2 separate regions of the Mus musculus genome follow, and region 2 is linked to region 1. A link is a loop called in an ENCODE intact Hi-C map of the cell type or tissue named here. Cell type or tissue: heart. All regions are shown on one strand.

Region 1 (4,000 bases):
AGAGTCTCATAAGCAGTAAAGGGCCTGTTGCCAAGGATCCCACCTGTCCTCAGCTTATCTTTGCAGAGTGGAGCCTCGATTTGTGGCCCGTTGACCTTGGTGACTTGGGTTTGGCACCATGTGGCCCCATGGGAAGAAGCAGCCAGAGGACTTAACTACACCAGCCAGGAACTTGGTGTTTCATGGTTGGGCCTGTTAGCACAGCTGCAGGAAACAGTCGTTAGAAATGGGACAAACTTCATCTGAAAGGTTAAAAGAACGTGTCCAAATCGATCGTTCACCAGTGGCGGAGGTAGGATTTGAATCCACATAGTGAGGGCCTATCAGAGGGTTTCCATTGCTCACAGTCCCTTCACTGTGGGGGTGGTCGGCCTTCACAGCACCTGGTCTCATATCTCTCTAGGGACCCTAAGTTCTGTTTCCTCGAGTCCCTTGGGTGAGTTTCTGGCTCTCGTAGTTCACCGCTTTTCCTGTAGCGTGAACTCTGAATGGGCTAGACCTGCTCAGTTTGCACAGCAGCCACCAGCCACCATGGCTCTTTAACATGTAAAAATGGAGTTGCTCAACAGCTACGTGTAGCTCATGGCTCCGGGATGGAGTGGGCACAGGATGTCCACCGTGTAAGGACTTTAATGATACCTGCATTTAGACTTCAGACGCCATCGGCTGTTGCCTTCCTTTCCCATAGTCTGCAGTGGGGAAGGCCAGAGGTTGACTGTGTGCCAAGTGGCACTTCTTTGGGTAAGATATTAGCGTCAAAAATGTTGGTTAGCTCTTCCTATGGAAACATTGTCCTTAAATTTAGGGCCTTACAATGACAAACATCTCTCATGGTTCCCATGTGTCACAAACACAGGAGCAGCAGAGGTGTCTCATGCAGTATTACACAGTCGTCATCCAGTTATGGGCTACGTTATAGACATCTGGAGGGCTGACTGGGCAGGAGGCTCTATTTCCAACTGAGAGAGTGCGTTCACAGGTCTGGAAACTTGGCTCTAGCTGTCTGGCAGGAGGTCTCAGTTGCTCACCTCACGGATTAACGTAGAAATGTGTGTCCTCGTGACGTGACCTGGCTTCCCAGAGTCAGTGATCCGAGAGAGCCAGGTAGAAGCTACAGGGCCTTTTAGGTTTTAGCTTTGGAAGCCACACACTTTCCCCTGCATAACATCAGTCAGTCAGGAATACAGGTCTGTCCTGTTGACTACCACAGAAAACAGCACAAAGGCAGGAATGTTAGGAGAGGCAAGGCTGACTGGAAGCTCTGCTAGTCATATTTCCTGACTGACCAAACATCTGAGAGAAAGGCATGGGGATATATTTTGACTTGAGGCAATCTGTCCTTATCTGACTCTGTGTTTCTGGGCCCTGGATGAAACAAAAACACGGCACAAAGGCGTGTTGGGGCAAAGTTACCTCATGGTATGCAGTAAGCAGGGAGAGACAAGGAATTGGGGACAAGCGTAACTAATTTTTAGGGCACACCTGTAGTAACCTCCTTTCTCAAACTAGGCCGCACCTCTCCCGTGCACCACCTCCGAAGGACGCTATATTATAGATCCATCAACGAAGGCATTAATCCAGTCATTTCCCCCGAACTCTTGGCAAGCAAGCCTCGGTGAGGTGGGCACTTCATATCCAAATCAAAATAGAAACCATCCCACAGGTTGTGACTGTACACTTTGTCACCTGTCAATCCGACACTGGGGTTGTCTGGCAGGCGAACACTGATGTCATTTCTGAGAAGTGAACAGGATTATTGTATTGATCCACTCTTACCCCATGATCTGCCAAACTCCAGAAACCTTTGGAGCACTGACCAAGGCCTTGTCTTAGTCAGGGCTTCTATTCCTGCACAAACATCATGACCAAGAAGCAAGTTGGGGAGGCAAGTTGGGGTTTATTCAGCTTACACTTTCCACATTGCTGTTGATCACCAAAGGAAGTCACTGGCACTCAATCAGGTCAGGAAGCAGGAGCTGATGCAGAGGCCATGGAGGGATGTTCCTTACTGGCTTGCTTCCCCTGGCTTGCTCAGCTTGCTTTCTTATAGAACCCAAGACTACCAGCCCAGGGATGGCACCACCCACAACAGGCCCTCCCACCCTTGACTAATTGAGAAAATGCCTTACAGCTGGATCTCATGGAGGCATTTCCTCAAGGGAGGCTCCTTTCTCTGTGATAACTCCAGCTTGTGTCAAGTTGACACAAAACTAGCCAGTACACTCCTCCACCAGACTGTTTATTACAGAGACATGGAAAAGCTTATGCACCAACCCAGAATTTCCTGTCAGTGTTCGCTATGATGCATTGAGGAAGATGGCCGTAGAGTTCTTCCCTCCTCTGGGACATACACACCTTTTATACCTCCCCCATCTTTCTCACTTTCTTAAGTATTTATTATTTTATGATTAAAACATTTTTTTGGGCTGGCAAGATGGCTCAGTGGTTAAGAGCACCAACTGCTCTTCCAAAGGTCCTGAGTTCAAATCCCAGCAACCACATGGTGGCTCACAGCCATCTGTAATGAAATCTGATGCCCTCTTCTGGAGTGTCTGAAGACAGCTACAGTGTACTTACATATAATATATAAATAAATCTTTTTAAAAAAATTTTTAAAAAATTTAAGATTTATTCAGACACACCAGAAGACGGCATCAGATCCCATTACAGATGGTTGTGAGCCACCATGTGGTTGCTGGGAATTGAACTCAGGATCTCTAGACGAGCAGTCAGTGCTTTTAACCACTGAGCCATCTCTCCAGCCCTAAAACATTTTTTTTTTTAATGTCATGCATTGGTGTTTTACCTACATGTATGTGTGCGTTCGGGGGTCAGATCCCAGGAACTGGAGGTACAGACACTTGTGAGCTGCCAGGTGGGTGCTGGGGACTGAACCTTGGTGCTCTAGAATAGCAGCCAGTGCTCTTGACTGCTAAGCCATCTATCTCCCCAGCCCCCTATTTTAGTGTGTGTGTGTGTGTGTGTGTGTGTGTGTGTGTGTGACTGTGAATGAGTATGCATGAGCATTAGTACCTCTGAAGGCCTGAGATATTATATTCCCCAGAATTGCAGAATTGGAGTTACTGAGCTATGTGAGGTAAGCACTGGCAAAGGAACCTGTGTCCTCTGAAAGAGCAGCTGGTGCTCTCTAACCCCTGAGCCATCCATCTCTCCAGGCCCCTCACTCTCTTCTCTTGATGTGGGTAGGATTAACATATTATGTAGGGTGCTGCTGGGTTTATAATAGGTTACATTACATAACACAGGTACAGGATTAAGCAGATGTGTTAATGGCCACAATTAGTTGATTCATGAGAAAAAGAAAGAAAGAAAGAAAGAAAGAAAGAAAGAAAGAAAGAAAGAAAGAAAGAAAGAAAGAATCCTTGTGGATCTGACTTAGTCAGTTGGCCTCAGCAAAGCAAGGTGCTGTGAGTTCAGTAGCTTCAAGAAATTAAATTTGCAAACAGTCATTTGAACCTAGAGCATGAGTCCTGGGAAACCCTAAGCAGACCAGTTAGGCTGCACTTGGACTCCTTGGAAACGGCAGACAATGTATATGTGTTGTTGTAACCTGATACTTTGTGGTGATTTGTTGTGTAACAGACACCAGCACAGAGAGGTCGTTTACCTCCTGTGGGCTATTGTTTTTCCTAGCTAATAGGAGAATATTCTCTACTTTAGAAGGTGTTTGAGTCGGCTAACCATGGTGGTACATGCCTTTGATCCTAGCACTGGAAAGGCAGAGGTGGGGGGCGGGGGGGGGGGAATCTCTTAAGTGTTCCTGGCCAGCCTGGGCTATGTAGTGAGATCCTGCCTCCACCTCCCCACCCATAAACAAACAAAAACTAAGAGCAGTGGCTGCAGCTAGCCCATAGGTCGTGTGGAAAGGTCTTCTACACTGATTATTTTATTCTTCATGCCTCTTTATGAAGCGGAACCTAAGGTGCGTAAATCTTAAGTAACCCGAGGCCACCGAACTCACCTAGCAGACACACATGGC
Region 2 (4,000 bases), 76 kb before region 1:
TGATGCTCAGGGATGCCCCTGCCTCGCCTTACCTCCTTAGCGCCCTCTCTGGGCATCTCAGCAGCCCTGCAGGTCTTTGTTCAAGTGTCCATCTTGCCTGGGAACACTCTGCTCATGGTTCTGTCGCCTTCAAAGTCCTGCTCTGGTCTTATCCAGAGAGGTCTTATCTGGTCTTACCCAAGGAGCCTTTTCTGCTCACCTCAAGCACGGTCTGTAGTGTTGTGCTTCTGAGAGTCCAAGACCCCACTTAAGCCCCTTCTAGGCGATGGCTAGGTGGCAGCAGCTCATCGCCCTAAGCACCTGCTACATCTGCTGTGCATAATACCAACCTACACAGCTTTCCAAAAACTTTAAAACTACTTGTTGATATTTACATGTCCTTCCTCATGCAAAAGTCTGATCTCTCTTGAAAGTGACAGTCAGAACTGTCATAAGGTTACAATCCATAGGAACTGAGTGGTGACTATTTCAGATCGTCACACAGACTCTTAACCCTAACCCTCCCTATCAGGGCTCTAAACCTGGTAATGTCTGCATTACTGATGTTGCAGGGTAGTTAAGAGGCAAATGAGACACCCTTAAATTCTCACTCCAGGGTTTCACCAATGCTTTAACTCCCTCTGTCATCGGTATTTTGTGGCCTATGCTGAGATAAGTTTGCAATCTCTGCATGGAAAAAATTCTACTCTAGGAAGATCACAGCAGCTACTGGGCGATTTTCTGTAGTTCACAGACAACAGCTAGAAACTTGATTATGCTTTAAAGTGAAACTCTTGCTTTATTTCACAAAGACCATCCTGTAGCCCACTGCTATCCCACAAATGTTTTGTTAGGCATGGGTATTGTTTGTTTTTTTTTAATACAAACAAATGTCTTAAAAACAAAAACAACACACCTAGTCTGCCAATTATCTGTGACCTTATATCCCAATAATAGGAACCAACCACCTACTCTTTGCCTCGAGAAATGCATGTAGTACCTCAGACTTGGAAGTTTTCAGGAGACGATGTTCACTCAATAATAATGTAATTTCTTCATGTTGTATGTGCATGCATACTGATGCAAATAGCTGTGAGGGCCAGAAATCAGCAACCAATGTCTCTTTTATTCCCTCTGTACTTTGTTTGTGTGTGTGTGTGTGTGTGTGTGTGTAGGGGGGTACTTCTGTCACTGATCTTGGAAGTCACTGATTCAGGCATACTGGCTTCCAGCAGTCCTGTTCCTCCTGTCTCCACCTCCTCAGTTATGGGCCTAGAAGCCGGCAGCAGCAACCCGACTTTTAATGTAGGTTCTGGAAAATGAAACTCAGGTCGTCAAGCTTGAGTAGCAAGCATTTTACTGACTGGGGCATCGCTCCAGCCCTGTAATATTAATCCTTACTTCCAAAATCAGTTTTAACTTGGTGTGACCGCTACCTACTGGAGTAGCAGATCCCAAGGCCAATGACAAGATGACAACACTTTGCCTGCCACACCCCCTCCATGGCCTGTGACAGGTGTCAAGTTAGGAACTCACTCGGTGACAGTGTCTTGGAACCAGACCCAGAGCTCTGCACCTGACGGAGCCTGCAGGAAGGGTGGCCCCCAGTATCGCGTCCTCCAAAAGCCTTGCGTGAACGACAGGTGGAGCTCCCGCAGGGAGTACTTGGAGATCAGCTGTCCCAGGGCTTTAGGGAAGAGCCTGTAATGGGACACTGAAGAAAGCAAGGCAGGTGAGCGGCGACCCAAGCCCCACCCCTGAGTAGCTCTCTTTAGGAACTGAGCAAGGTGCTGCAGACATTTTCCTGGGGTCCTGAACTCACCTCCTTCCCGCTGCAGATCCGAATCCCAACGCGTGCGGAACTGGAATGTGGCGGCCACGTCGCCGGAAGGCAGTGGAGTGATAACGAGCTCTTCTCGCAGGCTGTCGCGTGGGCCCTCCGCGCAGCCACAGCAGCCCCGTCCCACCAGCAACAGCACCAGTAACCGCAACGGCAAACCGAGCGGCATGGCAGCCGCCATACCTGCGGCCGCTTCCGCCTCCCAGCATCGCCCGCGCCCACCAAAGGCGGTCATCCAATAGGAAGCCGGATGAGAGAGGACTTCCGGCGCCGTCCCGGAAACCACTCCGAGGTTACCGGAGGGACACGGAGGTCCGTCAACAGATCGTGGATTTTGCCGACCTGGCCTGAAGGGGTGTGGGCGTGTGGCGGAGGAAGAGAGCTGGCTTGAGGGCCCGCGCACCTATAGGTGCTTTCACCAGCTAGGAAGTGCTCGATATGCAGTGTGGCCATCCCGGTACCAAGTGCTGCTATTACAGGCGTGAGGTAGAACCGTCCAGTGACTCTATTTACTTGGCTCAAAACCTAGCCCGCAACGGTGAGGGCAGAGCTGTCCTACCCCCTCCCTGTGGTCTTAATAAAAGAATATAATAAAATAAATAAGAGTGTATGGCAAAATTGAAAGAATTAGCAGCTATTAAACATGTTCCTCCAACCATGTAAATTAATTCCACCATTAACATGTTGCTATGGGTACACACCAACAAGCCCACTCATCTATTATAGCATTGATTCCATCACGGAGTAAATTTCACACATGGGTATTCTGCATTGTCAAAATTTAGTTTCGTTCAAAATTTTCTCATAAAATTACCTGGGTTTTAATTAATAAAATATTGTAACTCCAAATCTTACGGAGATATAGAATGTTCCTAAGAACTGGGGCTGGGGATGAAACTAACTCAGTGGCAGAGTGCCTAGTAGGCATGAGACCTTGGGTTCATACTCGACATAGCAATGTGTATTGGGAGGGAAGCCCTAAACTTAAAGTCCCACCTAAGGTCCCAGAAAATGGTCTAATGCCTCTTTCCTGTCAACATCTATCTCCAGAACACATTGTAGAGGCAACCAGTGTTCTTGTAATAGATTAATCTGTTCTAGGACTAAATGTAAATGACAGCATAGTATGAGGTTTTGTGTGTTCTTTCCTGAAAGGAATGATTTTGAAACCACATTGTGGTTTAGAGACAGAAACCATAGCTTCATGGGAGTTGGCTCTACATCCTTTCCTCATCTCTAGGGAAACAGTGCTGATTGGCCTCGTGTTCTCATGTGTATAAGGTTATTTACTGCTGTGCAGTGCTAACATTGTGTGGGTAAGCCAGTTTCTCCACTGGAGACACTCCATGGGCAAAGGAGTGCTTGGTAGTTTTGGTTATAGTAGGCAAGGATGATTATAGTCTGTACAAGTGGCTTTGCACACTTAGGTTATCATGTCCCTTGGGAGAATATTTAGGAGTAGGATGGCTGCAGCAAAGAGGAAGTGCAAGCAACTGTCAGACCTTTCTCCAAAGTCTGTCATTTTTCTATTAAAAACAGGAGAGTTTAAGGCCAGCCTGTTCTACATAGTGAGTTCTGGAACAGCCAACACTGTAGTGAGACTCTATCTCAAAACAAACGGACAAATTAAAAGCTCAAACATCAAGAGCTCTGGTTGTACTGCATCCTGGTTAAAATCTGGTGTTAGGTCTGGGACGCAGTGATGCACAGGATATCACTGTAGGGCTAATTTGCATTTCCTTAATAATGGTGTTGAGTACTGTTAATGTTCATTATCCATTCACTTATTGTTTCTTATGAACATTCTGCTATATATCTTCTGTACATCTTTTAAAAAAAACTTTATTATTGAGCTGTAGCTGTTTCCATATTAGGCTGATTTGGCTTTCCCACTTACCCTCCAGGAAGCACATTCATGAGTGAGTTTGTGGACAGGCTCTTGGTAAAGCACAGCTGTCTTTCTAGGAAGAGCCCAAACTTTGTAATTAGCGTGGTCTACCAAGAAAGATTCTAACAAGAAATGAATTGTTGAAAAGATGACTTCATTCCCCCAAATCCAGTGTTTCTGATTATATTAGACATACAGGAATAAGGGAGAGATTAGATGTCAGGTAAGGATTCGGGTCTCCACACTGGCCTTTAATATGTACAACTATGAGCAACCTGAGAGTTTCTTTCCGC

The links. A loop is a pair of places that touch in the nucleus more often than their neighbours do. Peaks named below come from ENCODE experiments on the same cell type or tissue, not always from the same donor. Only the 100,000 strongest peaks of a DNase experiment are listed, where the experiment ranks them.
Region 2: a loop joins it to region 1, with 4 times the contacts of the local background. A loop is called at or near these places in 1 of 42 quality-filtered maps.

What each region holds. Positions count from the first base shown.
Region 1 is chr2:164,419,234-164,423,233 of GRCm38, reverse strand. No RefSeq gene overlaps it. Among named protein-coding and RNA genes, the nearest start is that of Matn4, 16 kb to the right of the region's middle. In heart, no CTCF peak of the experiment used is centred here; no DNase peak of the experiment used is centred here; H3K27ac peaks cover 423 bases.
Region 2 is chr2:164,495,559-164,499,558 of GRCm38, reverse strand. It overlaps Pigt (phosphatidylinositol glycan anchor biosynthesis, class T), which reads right to left and starts at 2,034. Exons shown (of 12, transcript NM_133779.2): 1 at 1,802-2,034; 2 at 1,516-1,693. The coding sequence starts at 2,000. In heart, a CTCF peak has its summit at 64; a DNase peak (open chromatin) is centred at 2,078; H3K4me3 peaks cover 1,845 bases; H3K27ac peaks cover 1,084 bases.